3 separate regions of the Homo sapiens genome follow, and all the other regions are linked to region 1. Evidence: chromatin contacts called from ENCODE Hi-C or POLR2A ChIA-PET data. All regions are on one chromosome and are shown on one strand. Each heading gives the region's core, a stretch centred on a gene start or an enhancer-like site at or near the end of the contact. The rest is flanking DNA. Distances are from core to core; before and after follow the strand shown.

What was found. Hi-C counts contacts between places; a loop is a spot of excess contacts on that map. ChIA-PET counts read pairs that join two places held with the same protein, here RNA polymerase II (POLR2A). Pooled maps may share reads with other maps.
Region 2: a map of esophagus muscularis mucosa shows a loop between it and region 1 (2.3-fold over the local background). The contact joins two enhancer-like sites. A Hi-C loop is called at or near these places in 2 of 168 maps with a recorded cell type or tissue (CD4-positive, alpha-beta T cell and esophagus muscularis mucosa), 1 of 37 single-sample maps with no recorded cell type and 14 of 50 pooled maps. POLR2A ChIA-PET finds 5 or more read pairs at or near these places in 1 of 52 experiments (activated CD8-positive, alpha-beta memory T cell).
Region 3: a pooled map shows a loop between it and region 1 (2.1-fold over the local background). The contact joins two enhancer-like sites. A Hi-C loop is called at or near these places in 1 of 168 maps with a recorded cell type or tissue (CD4-positive, alpha-beta T cell), 1 of 37 single-sample maps with no recorded cell type and 16 of 50 pooled maps. POLR2A ChIA-PET finds 5 or more read pairs at or near these places in 1 of 52 experiments (activated CD8-positive, alpha-beta memory T cell).

What each region holds. Positions count from the first base shown.
Region 1 is chr6:168,903,475-168,908,593 of GRCh38, reverse strand. No RefSeq gene overlaps it. Among named protein-coding and RNA genes, the nearest start is that of LINC01615, 260 kb to the left of the region's middle. Within about 2 kb of position 2,658, at least 3 of the 41 ENCODE cell types and tissues checked have a DNase peak (open chromatin) inside an H3K27ac peak, as active enhancers do.
Region 2 is chr6:169,227,310-169,232,428 of GRCh38, reverse strand. It overlaps THBS2 (thrombospondin 2), which reads left to right. Exons shown (of 22, transcript NM_003247.5): 13 at 231-449; 14 at 2,750-2,857; 15 at 4,148-4,307. All of the region lies in intron 2 of THBS2-AS1 (THBS2 antisense RNA 1), which reads right to left. Among named protein-coding and RNA genes, the nearest start is that of THBS2-AS1, 17 kb to the right of the region's middle. Within about 2 kb of position 2,591, at least 2 of the 41 ENCODE cell types and tissues checked have a DNase peak (open chromatin) inside an H3K27ac peak, as active enhancers do.
Region 3 is chr6:169,202,537-169,207,655 of GRCh38, reverse strand. No RefSeq gene overlaps it. Among named protein-coding and RNA genes, the nearest start is that of THBS2-AS1, 8.1 kb to the left of the region's middle. Within about 2 kb of position 2,307, at least 2 of the 41 ENCODE cell types and tissues checked have a DNase peak (open chromatin) inside an H3K27ac peak, as active enhancers do.

The sequences.
Region 1 (5,119 bases), core at 1,409-3,908:
AGAAAGTCATTAAATGTTGTCGTAGTATTAAAACTCCAGAAAAATAATTAGATGACTACTTGTAGGTTTGTCTTGTTGTTGTGGTTGTGGTTGTGATTGTTAGGAACGTTTTGAGCAGTCTCTGCTGGTCATAAAAGTAGTGGTGTGTTAACTTTAGACTTCTGAGGCCTTGACTTTACCACCAACCTCATGTTGGCTGTGTGAGAACCTATTACTTGGCCATCACTAAGTTCATGATTCACAATGTGTGACTCACACGGCATTCATGATTCGGATACATTCGATAAAACCGGTAGGAAGAACACATATGCAAATATATACCAGTGGATAACTTCTGCTTCAAGTGTATGAAAGGGATTTAATCCATCTCCTACCAAAAGAGGGATGGAATCTATTTAAAATGGCTTTTGAGACACTGGACATGGAGCAACAAAGGGCAGTGACCCATGAGAGAGTGCAGTAAAAAACACTGAGCCCCACAATGGCCCAAAGGTGCTGCTTTGAGGGGGTTCCAGGCCACAGCCCAGACAGGAGGAAACCGAGAAGAACCCTGGTGACTCCCTGAGCAGAGGAGGCAGAGCTGAGGCCTCAGGAAGACCGAAGGGGCTACGCAGGCTACTGGAGTGAGTCCCTGAGATGAGAGAGCCAGAATGAGAACTCCACTGATCTGCCCAGCGTAATCCTGCAGCATTCAACAGAATATTAATCAGCATGTGCCTACGGGAAAAAACCATCTGAGGCCAAGGTAGTTACTCCCAGGGAGAGAACCATCTGGAAGGATTGAGAGAAACACTGCCCACAGCTCACCCAGGCCTGGAATGGTGCCTTTTCCCACTAGTCAGAAAGGCCTCAGAAGCACAGCCCATTGGAGAGGCTGCACAAGGGGTTTGCCCAGCTGGGGGAAATATCAAGGGCTGGACAAAGCACTGCTCTGGTCTCTCCTAAAATATATAAAAAGCAAAACTCAAATGGCTCAGAATCAAACTGCTTTCAAGTAACTTACTGTCTCTCCCAGAAAAGCTCAAGAATAGGATGGCAAACATGTCCCATAAGAAGAAAAATAACTATGTCTAGCTCTGAGACAAAAATTACCAGACATCAAGAGAAGCAAGAAAACATGTTTTATGATGCAGAGAAAAGGAGATCATAACTCATCCACAGTTGATAAAAATGAACAAATAGCAGATAAGATGATTAAAATCATTATTGTAACTATGCTCTATGTGTTCAAAAAGCTAAGAAGAGAGATGGAAGATTTCAAAAAGGCCCAAATCAGATTACCAGAAGTGAAAACAATAATTTGAGATGAAAACTGTACTGGGTGGGATTTATGGAAGATCACATGTTACAGAAGAAAAAAAAACTGATAAACATGAAGACATAGAAATATTCTCAAATATAGGTACATTTAGATAAGAAAAATTTTGAAATATGCTAATGAGTAAACAAGTATGGCATGAGAACTAAAAATAAAATCCTCAGCCCCCTGCGACTAACCCACCCCCTCTTGGCCAAGGGGACCCCAGAGAAAACTTTACATGTTAGTTCTCAGCCCTGATGGGATGGGAGGTTAGACACGCCTCCTTATACCCACTCCTTTTTGCGGTTTAGACACAACAGCTGACCAGCACTAATGTTAAAATAGAGGTCATAAGACTGATAGGACTGACTCTTTGTGGCAATAAAATGCCAAGTTATCAATAGGACCTAAGGCAATGCCAGGAAAGGGTTAAGTCATGCAGCCTATGCTAAAAGAGTAAACTATGTTCTTACCGACACAAGGCTTTTATTTTTCTCTAGCAGCTAAACAAGCACTGGCCAAGAGATAAGCAATGTTGAAGGAACTGCAGCTTACCAATCATGAAACGTGGACTGACCGCCTGCTCCACCAGCCATAACTATAGCTTTGATTGACAAGGGGCTGATTTCAATACCTGTCTCCTGTTGAGGTCACCGACCATGGACTGGTTCTGGCTGGTTTACAGCAGCTGTGCACCGAGTGCCTGTGTCCCTACTTCACACTGTGACATATAAGGCTTAATTGTCATGCATTTGAATGTTAAGTCTCCACCTCAGAGTAAATATGGGTCATATGTAATATGCATGTTTGTTCAATGGGTCAGGACACCTTCATGAATATTCATCGCTCCTCCTATAATCTGTTGAATATGTATGTTGAGCCAACCCCTTCAGCATAAGTTCCTGTCTCACCTTTTCTCCTTTGAAATGCCTGCTAAAGGTCCCTGCCAGAGGCTATACTTCCCAGCCTGTCAGAAGGAGCACCTCGTAGGCTGTAACCCTCTGTAAGAAATAAAGTTGGCTTTCAAAATTTATAGACCTTATCATTTTTAAGTTGAAAGGCATGTGGCACAAGCACGGTTGGGGGAACTCATATGAGACAAAATTCTGAGATGCAGCAAGAGTGTCCCCAGATGTAGAAGTGTCCCCACTACTCTGACATAGTTCTGTTTCATGTGATTGTAGTGACTTTGAAACGTCTTGACATAGCCAGGCAGAATGACATTCCTCTGAAGCCACCTTTCGTATGTGTCTTTTTAAGGTAGACCACAAGAAAATGTTTGTTTGAGACTTGGAAGATGGAGAGGAAGCAGCAGCCATTTAGTAGCTCACACCCTTGCAGCTGATCCGCTGACTCACTGCATCGGTGTGAAGCAGCAGCTGGTTCTGCAACAGCTTTTTTTTTTTTTTTTTTTTTTTAAACTGGATTCTCTCTCAGCTCTTCTGACTTCAGGCTAGATATGTGTGTGTAATGCGCTAGCAAAAGGGCAGCTTCTGCAGGAAGCTCACACCAAAGTCAGAGGCAACAGGAATGGACATGGGTTTCAGCCCATCCCAATGGGATTCCAGTCAGGCTTGTGATTGTTCCTTCCTGAATGCCTGGCTTCTAAACTTCAGGACCCGGTGTCAGGTTCAGCCTGATAACAGCAGCCTGACACAGGCTGCTTTAGGAGTTCCCACAGTTGTGTAATCCAAGTCCCTATAGCCAATCCCTATATATGAATATGTACGTATATAAGTATATACACAGGGACAAACACACACACACACACACTGAGTACGTACTGATGTGGTTTTCTGCATTCATGTTTTTAAATGCCTGGTGTTCTAACAGAATGCTCATGAGTGTGCACTCGTCCTGGCTCCTATATTAACTGACTGTGTGTCTTTGGCCAAGTGACTTATCTTCTCTGAGTCTCAGTTTTCTCACCTGTAAAGCAGGAATAATATTTTCTCCCATAGAGGTAATCATGAGATAATATATGTAAAGTTCTTAATTTAGCAATGGACTTACAGTACCCAATTTGGTAGATACTGTTTTCTTCAGTATCTTTATCTTCTCCATTAGACACCAGAAAAGTATGACCTCAGAAAAAGTGCATGATGATGACACTTTAGAAAGCAGAAAATAAAATCCAAGACAGAGAGGAAAAAAGGGTAGCCCAGAGTCTGAGGCATGATTGTGGTCAGGGTCCCTCAGCCTTGGGAGGGGAGAAGCAGCAGAGTCAAGGCTGGGTGTAGGCAGCAGGGGAGGCACACAGGAGGAAAGGAGGGGAACCTAGGCGAGGCCGGGTAAAGCAACGGAAAGAAATGTGAGGTGATCACACGTCTGCCTTAGGCTAGCCCAGAATACAGAAGCTAGCATGAGGCTGACCTCATTATCAGATGGTATTACTGATCACTGTCCATTACCTTCATTTCTTAACGAATAAAAATTTTCTTAACAAAAGTTTAAATACTTAGTGTTCATTCATAATGTGTAGTTGTATTATGAGCCCAAATTGTTTATGATAATTTTTACAAAGATTCACATTTGTCCTCATTTAGAATTCATACAGAGCTTCCTGATGTGCAGAGCTCACACCCCACTTAGGCCTTGTTTGTTAACTGAATAATAGTCATTTTCTGTTGCACAACAGTTAACCGCTAAGAAAAGGCATGGTCAGGCTAATTCTTTGACTGTAGCTCTCTATTCATTTTATGGTCACAACCATATTCCATGATCATCTGTTAGATTCAAAACATGAGGAACTCAAGGACCCAGTGAAAATTACCTTCACATCCCCGGCCATAACCCAGTATGACAGGACATGTGTTTAACTGAATTATAAACCATCAAAATGAAACAGCCGAAAAGTCAAGCTATTAAGAATGGGGCATTTTCCCCCGAGAGGAATGGCTCCATTTAGAGTTCATTTTGTTAGTTTATTTAGAAAATACAAAAGTGCTTACCTGTGTATACTGCCGCTTGCTGAGGAAGGTTCCAGTCTGAGGACCTTTAATACCTTCTAATGGAAGCGAGTTATTTCACAGAGGAACTCAACTTTCCCTGCAACATGCAGTTCCTCCCAGTGAGTGAGGGCATTGTAGGCCCCGGGTGCAGGAGGTGACGCTGGCCCTGCTCCCTTACCACGGCCCCTGGTTAGCTCCTGTTCTGTCTTTAGTCTCCTCTCTGTGCCTGCCCCCACCCCACTTCTCGTCCCATTCACTTATCCCCCCCGGCGCATTTCAGATGTGTGCTCGGAGATGCATATTTACAGGTGGGGTATGCAGTGCTGTTTATTGTGAGTGTGTTTATTGATTTATGTAAACAACTTTTTGCTATGAGGTATATCCTACTTTTTATTTTCTCACTCAAAGCTACACTTCTGAGATGTGCCACGTCACTGCTGGGATTTGTCTCTTAGCTGTGTAGCATTTCCCAGCAATGGCCGTGCCTGTGACATTGCCATCTGCGTGACAGTGAAGACATGGCAGGCTCCACTCCCTGCACTACAGATGCACGATGTTGGCATTGTCACTGAGCTCCCAGCATGGGGGTGCAACAGTGTCGCAGCGTGGGGCAGCGGAGTCAGTGTGACAGTTCATGATTCAATTAAGCACATTTGTTGTCATAATCTGCGATGGCTGTGGATGTGGAGATTATTTTAAATGGGTCCTCAAGGCTCTCATAATATTTTGAATCTAATAAATGATAATGAAATAAAATAAGAATGTGCCCATAAAATAAACTGAGAGCTATTGCCAAGGGATTAACCTAACAAATCGACTGCTTTATTTACGTGCTTAATTCTACTTAGCACTGGTGCATTTCTTTCCA
Region 2 (5,119 bases), core at 1,342-3,841, 320 kb before region 1:
GCAGCCCTTGGTGAGCTGCAGCCGAGGCTCAGAAACGATGGCTGAGTCACAAACGGAGCCTCAGGAACGAACAGCACCTCAAGTGCGTGTCCAGAAAGCCCTTCCCACTTCAGGACTTGGGTCCGCTTGGGACCGGACCTGCTGGGGCCTGCGGTGCCCGACGCCCCGCCTCGACGCCTCCGGAGCCATCGTCCTGCCTGTCGCTAACCCCGCAGCCCTTCTCCCCGTAGGTGTGTGAGCCCGAAAACCCATGCAAGGACAAGACACACAACTGCCACAAGCACGCGGAGTGCATCTACCTGGGCCACTTCAGCGACCCCATGTACAAGTGCGAGTGCCAGACAGGCTACGCGGGCGACGGGCTCATCTGCGGGGAGGACTCGGACCTGGACGGCTGGCCCAACCTCAATCTGGTCTGCGCCACCAACGCCACCTACCACTGCATCAAGGTGAGGCGCGGGGCTCGCAGGGCACACGGGGCCACGGCGGTCAGCCCTCCTCCTGGCGCCGGGGACGCTACGCGGACGGGGGGCGGGGGCAGCACAGGGAATTTGGAAGGAGGGTCTCTCAGGCCTCTTGCCTGATCACCAGGTTGAATGCATCCCCCTGGTCCCCTCTCTGGAGGTCCTTAGTAGACACAGGCACACTCTGGCGCCGCCCACTGCTGGGCACAGAGAACCTCGGGCACGTCGGCCCATATTTGCAATTGCGCGCATCGTTAACGCCTGAAACTGAGCAGAGGGAGGACGCCGGCTCCACGCTCGGCTCCAGGCTGTGCAGAGGCCATTGTGTCTCAGGCAGGTCTGGCCAGGCTATGTCACTTGGAAAGAGTTAGGACATGGTTTTCTTCCCAAAGCCCAAGCGTGTTGCAGTATAAGGAGCTGCTCAGCTGGAAGAAGGAGCTCCTTCGGGGCCCATCCCAGGCTGGACTGCTTTCCTGTGGCCGCTGGAACGAACACCACGGCCCGGGAGGCTCACAACAACAGGAATCTGTTATCTCACAGCTCTGGAGGCCTGAAACACAACGTCAAGGTGCTAGCGGGGCCGTGCTCCCTCTGCTTCTCCCAGCTTCTCTGGCTCAGGCGTCGCTGGGCTTCTGGCGCTGGTGGCTGCATGGCCCTGACCTCTGGTCGGCTTCACACCACTTTCTCCAGTGCCTTTCTCTCCGGAAACTTCCTCTGCCTCTCTTTGATAAGAACACCTGTGGTTGTATTTAGGGCCCACCCAGATAATCCAGGATGAGCCTCACTGTTCAATGTCCTTGACCTAATTCCACTTGTTACCATACAAGATGAAATTCACTTCAGCCATATCAGGTGACATCCCCGGGCGCCAAGACACTAGGACGCGGACATCCATCGTGGGGACTGCCACTCAGTCCACCGCACAGGGTGCCCCAAAATGTTTTAGTGCAGTTTTATGCCTTAAGAAGGTCAGACATGGAAATGCCACAAACTGACACAAAATATCATTTGAAAATATAAATATATTCATTTATTTAATATTTAATCATTCTTGCAAATTTTGTGTTAATTTTCTCTGTCAGTCCCGCTTGATTAAAGATGCCAAATACTCACTGAAACAAAATATGAGTATGTTTTAAAATCAACGAGGCACTGATCCCAACCTATGTTACACCCCTTGGCTACCCAGCCTACCCTTCTTGAAGCCCCTGATTTCAGAAGGTCAGCTGCAGCTGAGTCCGTGCTGCTAGAAGATATCCCGATTATTCTTTCCATCATTGTGGAATTTTAGATGGAAATTTAATAACTTCGAAAATGGTATATAATTTGCAAAGTTATATGTATATATACACATACACAAAAGGATTTAAAAGTGAGACTTGACAAGGGACCCCTGTGCCCGTTCCCATATTAACCCGACACACAGGTGCTGGATCCTCCCCATTGCCAGGGGCCCCCGTCTGGGATCCGTGTCCTCCATGACAAGCAACATGCTCTCCTTTCTTAATCTGTAAGTGCTGAAACTCTGGGCTCCAGCACAAGACCCCAGGTTCTGTCTTCTGATTCAACGAGTGATGTGCTTTGAGCCACGGGGATGACACACCCTTGGGGCTCTTGTACTGAAACTGAAACGGACACGCTACTCTCTACCTTTTCCTGGATTTCCAATTCCCTCAAGTTGTTAGTGTCTGCACAGCTCAGCTTTAAATTATGGTATAACTGGACTGAAATGAAAGGAGTTTTTGCCCAATTACATGCATTACCCACTCACCGTGAAAAGCTGAGTTAGCAGATAATTTCAAGTTCTCAGCCCTGGTTTCTGAACATATCACATACATATTTGAAAGACTCTTTTCTTTGAGATTTTTTGACTGGTGAGGGTTAAACGTTTATAAGCTTTGGCATTTTGATTTATGAGCTGAAGTCTGTGGGAAGGAAAGCACCACTAAAGCCTCTTTTCTCTCCCATGTTCTCTCAGAGCAATACCTTGTCATTCTCTTCTTGTTTCTGCAGTTGTTTGGCAACCTCACTGGGATTCTGGGCTCCGAACACAAGTTTCTTTTGTCTCCCTCGTGAGTAGTGGTGACATAATTTCCAGGGCAGGAGTTGAGAAGAAATTCATGCGCTTCTGGCCTCCTGGCTCCTCTCTCAGCTCCCGCTTGAGATCGAGGACTGATGGGGCACGCTTCCTTCCTCGGCGCCATGCTGGTTTCATTTCACCTGCATTCCTGAAAGAGGCGCTTTCCTAAATGTTTTTCCAAGTATTCTTCCTTCTCCAATTGCAGGATAACTGCCCCCATCTGCCAAATTCTGGGCAGGAAGACTTTGACAAGGACGGGATTGGCGATGCCTGTGATGATGACGATGACAATGACGGTGTGACCGATGAGAAGGTAGGAGCAGCTTGTGCCGCGCACCTGCCCTGGGTTCCAGGAGCAGCGAGGTCCACAGGAGGCCACTTTATACCAAACAGCCCTTGTCAACGTAACTGCCATTGTCCTGCAAGCGTTTGTGCATAGGCAGTTCCCAAAGGTCACTATAAAGACAGTCCTTTGCAAAAGCGGATTTTACCTCAGTGCATGGGGCTGCCCAGGGTGTGCTGCCGGAAATGTTTTGAATAATTTTTTCTATTTTAACTGCAAAAAAATAGAAGACCTCCTCTCCTTCTGCTGAGGAGCCAGTGATGGGCAAGGCTGACACCACCATGAGTGATAGACTTGCCTTTATGGCAACATTTAAAATATTACCATTTTTCTAAGAAAATTGCTGCAAACACAAATGGTTTAATGTATTTGTACACAAAACAGCTCTAGCAAGAATAGATCAAGATTTTACTCACTGCTTTTTTACATCTGACTTTGATGGGAGACATTGACTCACTAATCCATTCATTTATTTGATATTTACATATCTCTCCTCACCATGAAGTGTATGATATACCATTTTTGCCTTAGCAATCTACAAATTTTCAACAAAAGACAGATGCATAAATAATGATAAAATGATTTGATATGGAAAAAGTGTTTGGCGAGGGCTAACTCTTTTTTTTTTTTTTTTTGGTCGCTCAGGCTTGAGTGCAATGGCATGATCTTGGCTCACTGCAATCTCCATCTTCTGGGTTCAAGCGATTCTCTTGCCTCAGTCTCCTGAGTAACTGGCATTACAGGCGCACACCACCACGCCCGGCTCATTTTTGTATTTTTAGGAGAGATGGGGTTTCACCATGTTGGCCAGGCTGGTCTCGAACTCCTGACCTCAGGTGACCCGCCTGCCTTGGCCTCCCAAAGTGCTGGGATTAATGGTGTGAGCCACTGTGCCCGGGCCTAACTGGCTTTTTAAAGCACTGGGATTAAAGGTGTGAGCCACTGCGCCCGGCCCTGGTCTTGAACTCCTGACCTCAGGTGATCCGCCCGCCTCAGCCTCCCATAGTGCTGGGATTAAAGGTGTGAGCCTCCGTGCCCTGCCCTGACTGGCTTTTTGAAGTGCTGGGATTACAGGTGTGAGCCACAGTGCCCAGCTGTGATTAAAGGTGTGAGCCACCGTCCAGCCCTAACTGGCTTTTGTGTTTGTTTGATTTCTATATTGATTTTCATCAACCTTGAGTACATAACTTATAAGTGCTAAACGGCCCGACACACATTCCTATGATCTTCGTTAAAGTCTTCCCTTTCTTGGTTTTCCAGGACAACTGCCAGCTCCTCTTCAATCCCCGCCAGGCTGACTATGACAAGGATGAGGTTGGGGACCGCTGTGACAACTGCCCTTACGTGCACAACCCTGCCCAGATCGACACAGACAACAATGGAGAGGGTGACGCCTGCTCCGTGGACATTGATGGGGACGGTGGGTGCTTCTGCTCCTTCCCATGCGTGCACTTTTTTTTTTTTTTTGAGATGGAGTTTCACTATTGTTGCCCAGGGCAGTAGCACCATCTTGGCTCACTGCGATCTCCACCTTTTGGGTTCAAGTGAGTCTCCTGCTTCAGCCTCCTGAGTAGCTGGGATCACAGGTGCACACCACCACGCCTAGCTAATTTTGTATTTTAAGTAGAGACGAGGTTTCACCATGTTGGCCAGGCTGGTCTCAAGCTCCTGACCTCAAATGATCCGCCTGCCTTGGCCTCCCAAAGTGCTGGGATTACAGGCGTGAGCCACCGCGCCCGGCCCAATGCATGCATTTTAAGGGTCGCAATTGGAGGCATTGGCAAGTTTCATGTTTTATTCTGAATTTTGATAAGCTCCTTTCATTTTTACACTACTATAAGATTAAATGATTCATTCAGTTATTCCCATAGGGACCCATGCTTATTCTGCCTTGCCTTTTCCTGAAGGTCAGGGGACACCAGCCACAGGACCGCCCTAGAGAAAGCTATGCATTTGGTATCCTCCTCTCTCTGACCCCAGCCTTGCAGTCCTGGGCCTCGTGCTTCTTCATGGCATCTTTTCTAATGTTCACCCTTCATTCAAAAATTCCAAGAAGCCATTTCATGTTTTCATCAAACTGAGCTTCTAGGAGTTAGAATAACGTGGGTGTATTGTGGTTACCTCTGCCACTGATCCCGGTTGCTGCTTTATCCGGAGAGTTCGCTGGCCTTGGTAAGCGAGCTCTGCAACCCAGTGCCACTGTCACCGCATGGTCATCCCTTCTCTTGGGGT
Region 3 (5,119 bases), core at 1,058-3,557, 300 kb before region 1:
TGAATATATTGTCCCATTCCCTTCCTACCTGTGAAGTTTCTGCTGAAAAGTTTGCTGCTAGGCATATTGGATCTTCCTTATATGCCATTTCCTACACTTCTCTCACACTTCTGTCACTTTCAAGAGCTTATCTTTGTTTTTGACCTTGGAGTGTACTTGTAGCATGTTTTGGAGTATTTTTAATTTGGTGGAACCTGACTGGTGACTTTGACCTTCCTATACCTGGATATTCATATCTTTCTCCAGATTTTGAAAGTTTTCTATTATTATTAATAATTAATAATGATAATTATTATTTTAAGACAGGATCTCACTGTTGCCTAGGCTGGAGTACAGTGGAGAGATCCTGGCTTACTGCAGCCTTACTCTCCCAGGTTCAAGGGATCTTTCTACCTCAGCTTCCCGAATAGCTGGAAGTACAGGCATAAACCGTGATGCCTGGCTAATTTTTAAAAAAATTACTGGAGACACAAGAACTCACTTGTGTTGTCTAAGGTGGCCTCAAACTCCTGGGCTTAAGTGATTTTCCTGCCTCGGCCTTGCAAACTCTTGGGATTATAGGCATGAGTGACTGCACCCAGCCTTATGTTTTTGCATAAGGTTTCTACCCTTTTTTATTTTTCAGTTTTCTCTTTATCTTCAATAACCTGAATATTTGATTTTTGCATGTCATTCCATAGAACCTATAAAGCTTTCTTCATTCCATTTCACCTTTTCCTTCTCTTTTCTTTCCTTTTTTTCCCTCAAACTGTTATTCTTCAAGCTCACTGATTCTTTCTTCTCTTTGGTCAATTTCTGTTATTGATACTGTTTATTTCATTTCTCATATTATTCATTGTTATTTTCTGCACAGGATTTCTGTTTGATTTTTCCCAAAATTTATTTCAATCTCTCTGTTAAATTTCTCTGATAAATTTCTGAATTGATACTTTGTATTTTCTTGAAGTTCATCAAACTTTCTTAAAACTACTATTTTGACTTAATTGTCTGAGAGATTACATATCTCCATCATTTTAGGGTTGATCTCTGGCACCTTAATCTGTCAGTTTGGTGAAGTCACATTTTTTTGAATGTCCTTGATGCTTATGGATATGTGGTAATGTCAGCACATTGAAAGATTACGTATTTATTTTAGTCTTCACAGTCTGGCTTTGTTTGTGCCTGTCCTTCTTCTAAATAGAAAAAGTATATTCTAAGTAGATTGACTGTTGAGTTCCCTGAGCCTGTGACCACTGCAGCCATATTTGCACTAGAAGACACTCTAAGTCTAGGCTTGCTACAAGTCTTGTAAAGACTCTGAGGTTGACATGACTTTCCCCATGTCTTCCTTGGGGAAGACCCAGGGAATGTACTTGGGCTGTGTGGGAATGCTGGCCAGGAAGCTGAGTCCAGAAGGCTGTGTCAATGGCCCAGATGGATGTGCCACCCAACAGGTCTCTGCACAGTTGGGCTGGGTTCCCAAGTGCAGCAAGAGTGGCTGAAATTGAGACTGGGTCCCCTAGAAATCTGCTGTTGGAAGAAGGCTTATGGGTCTTTCACATTGGCTCAGGTGGGTATGTATCTCCCAAGCAGTTCTTGCACAGATAAAATCATTCCATAACTGCAGCAGAAGGGGCTGGAGCTGGGAATGGGCCCCTTTGGAATCTGTTGTGGCACAGAGGTTGGAGAGCCTGATCTTGGTTTAGAGTGATGCATGTTGCCTAGCAAGTTCCCGCATCAATGAGATGGCTCACCAACTATAGCAGGAGGGGCCAGAGCTGAGCCTGGGCCCCCTGAGGATCTGCCGTGGAATGCAGGCTGGAGAGCCTGGTGTCAGTGGCTCAGAGGGGTGCACATTTCCCTGCAGGTCTCAGTATAGATGGGCTAGTTCTCTGATTGTATCAGAAGGGGCCAAGCTGAGACTGGGTCCCCTGAGGATCTGCTGTGGCATGCGGGCTGGAGAGTCTGGTCTCATTGCCTCAGAAGGGTGCAAATCTCCCTGCAGGTCTCAGTATAGATGGGATAGTTCTCTGATTGTAGCAGAAGGGGTCAGAGCTGAGGCCAGGTCACCTAAGGATCTGCTGTGGGAGAGAGGTTGGCAATCCTATCAGGCAGTCTCAGACACCCGGGCTGCCACAGATGGGTGAATCTCTCTCTGGGTCCTTGTGCAAGCAGCTCTGAGCTGGCACCTCAGCTTGGGCGCACTGGGACTGAACTATAGGGAAACTGTCAGGTTCACCACTGAGACTGATGTTAGCAGGCAGATGAGCCCTTCTGCCAAGACCCTAGTGTGTGTGATTCCTTCCAGATCCCTTGGCAGGTGGTTTGGATTACAGCCTCAAGGCCAAAATGGGGCTGTAGCCAAACCCCTTGGAAGACTGAGTCATTTCTGGGTTTGAGCCTGGGAGCAAGTTCAGCAGACCAGCCACCCGAGAGTGGGTCTGAACTCTTAAAATGACCCTCCACAGTGTTGGGCTCCAAACTCCTACCTGAATCTTGAGGCTCCAGCAGAGACTTGATTGTGGATGCATGCAGAATTCTTATTGTGGGAGGATATGAGCTAGTTACCTTCTATTTTGCTTTATTGCTGACATCACCTACTTAATATTGTAAAGATGGTAATACTGCCCCACAGTAATCCACAGATTCAGTACAATTGCTTTCAAAATTCTGATGGTTGGGTGGTTTTTGGCAGTATTAGAAAAAATTATACTCAGATTCATATGTAATTACAATGTCTTCTAAAAATTCAAAACAAGATTGAAAAAGAAGAACAAAGTTGGAGGATTTACACTTCTTGATTTCAAAACTTACTACAAAGCTACCATAATCAAATAGTGTAGCATGGACATACAGATAAACACATAGACCAATGAAGCATAACTGAGAGTCCAGAAAGAAACACATATATGTATAGTGAATTGATTTCAATGGAGTCTTAAGACCATTGAATGAGGAAGGAGCAGGCTCTTCCACAGGTGGCCCTGGGACAACTGGATCTCTACATACAAAAGAAAGAAATGGTTCCTACCTCACATTCTATACACAAATCAACTTAGAAATGTATTGGTGACCTACTGTAAGGGCTAATACTATGAAACTCTTCGATAAAACATAGGGGTAAATTTTCGAGGCCTTAGATTCAGCAATGGATTCTTAGATATGCCACTGAAAGCATGAGCAATGACAAACAAAACTAGATAAATTGGTCTCTATTAAAATAAAATTAAAACCTTTTGTGTAATCTCATAAGTAAACTATTTACTTATGAAAGTAAAAAGATGTATGACTCAATGGGATGAATATTTGCAAATTATATATTTTATAAGTGTCTAGTGTCTCAACAACTAAAAGACAAAGAACTCAACTCAAAAATAGTCAGTGGATTTGAATAGACATTTCCCCAAAGAAGTTATACAAATGGCCAAAGATAACATGAAAAAACCCTCGACCTCATCAGTCATTAGGGAAATGAAAATGGAAACCACATTGGGGTGCCACCTGCCACTCACTGGAATGGTGATAATAATAATTAAAAAGGGAAGTATTAGTGAGAAATTGGAACCCCCATATATCACTGTTGGTAGGAATGTAAAATGGTGCAGCTGCCCTGGAAAACAGCTTCACATTTCCTCAAAACGTTAAGTGTGGAATTACCACATGATCCCAAAGTTTCACTCTTAGGGATATATAACCAAAATAACTGAAAACAGATCTACAAACATAGTTTCATACCTGAATGTCCATAGCAGCATTATTCACAGTAGCCCAAACATGTAAACAACCCAAATGTTCATCCATGGATAAATGGCTAAGCACAATGTGGCATGTACATACAGCAACATTTTGCTCATCTGTAAAAAGTAATTTAATACTGATACAGCTACAACATGGATAATCCCCTAAAACATTGTGCAAAGTGAAAGAAGCCAGACACAAAGGTCACAATAGATATAATTCTGTTTATATGAAATGTACAGAAAAAGTATATCCATAGAGACAGAATGCTGATTGGCATTTGCTGGGGCTGGGGGCAGGGGAAAATGAGGGTGACTGCTAATTGGGTACAAGATTTTCTTCTGGGGTGATGAATATGCTTGGTGATAGTTTAACAACATTGTGAATGTACTGTGCCATTGAATTGCATACTTTAAAATTGTTAATTTAACATTATGTGAATTTCACTTTAATAAGAAAAAAAGAGGCTGGTGTGGTGGCTCACGCCTGTAATCCCAGCACTTTGTGGAGCCAAGTTGGGTGGATCACCTGAGGTCAGGAGTTTGAGACCAGCCTGTCCAACATGGTGAAACACCATGTCTACTAAAAATACAAAAAAAATTAGCCGGGTCTGGTGGCAGACACCTGTAATCCCAGCTACTCAGGAGGCTGAGGCAGGATAATTGCTTGAACCCAGGAGGTGGAGGTTGCAGTGAGCCGAGATCACACCACTGCACTCCAGACTGGGCGACGGAGTGAGACTCCATCTCAAAAAAAAAAAAAAGAAAGAAAAAAATGGGAAGCAATCATAACTATAGTAAACACTCAGTAAATGAAATTGTCAGACTAATAAACTCACCTTAAGACATTTCTTTTTCTTTGAGCAAAGGCCTAAGCCTTTAGGCCTAAACATATATCATCTTATACATATAAAATTAACAGTTTCTGAGAACCTAGTGTACAGAACAGTGACTACATCTCAAACTAATGTATAATGTATTGAATACTTAAAATTTGCGGAGAGTAGATCTTGTATTCTCACCACATGCATGCACACGCACCCAGTAACTATGTAAGGTGATAAACACGTTAAGCAGCTGTACTGGGGTCAACATCTCACAGTGTATACGTATAGAACCATCACATTGTACACCTTGAATGCAAACAATGTTCATTTACCAATGGATATGGTTTGGATCTGTGTCCCCGCCCAAATCTCACGTCGAATTGTAATCCTCAGTGTTGGAGGTGGGGCCTGGTGAGAGGTGAATGGGTCATGGGGGTGGAGCTCTCATGAATGGGTTAGTGCCATCCCCTGGGTGCTGTTTTTGTGATAGTGAGTTCTCGTGAGATCTGGTTGTTTAAAAGTGTGTGATACCTCCCTTTCCCTCCTTCCTCCTGCTCCAGCCATGTACGATGCGCT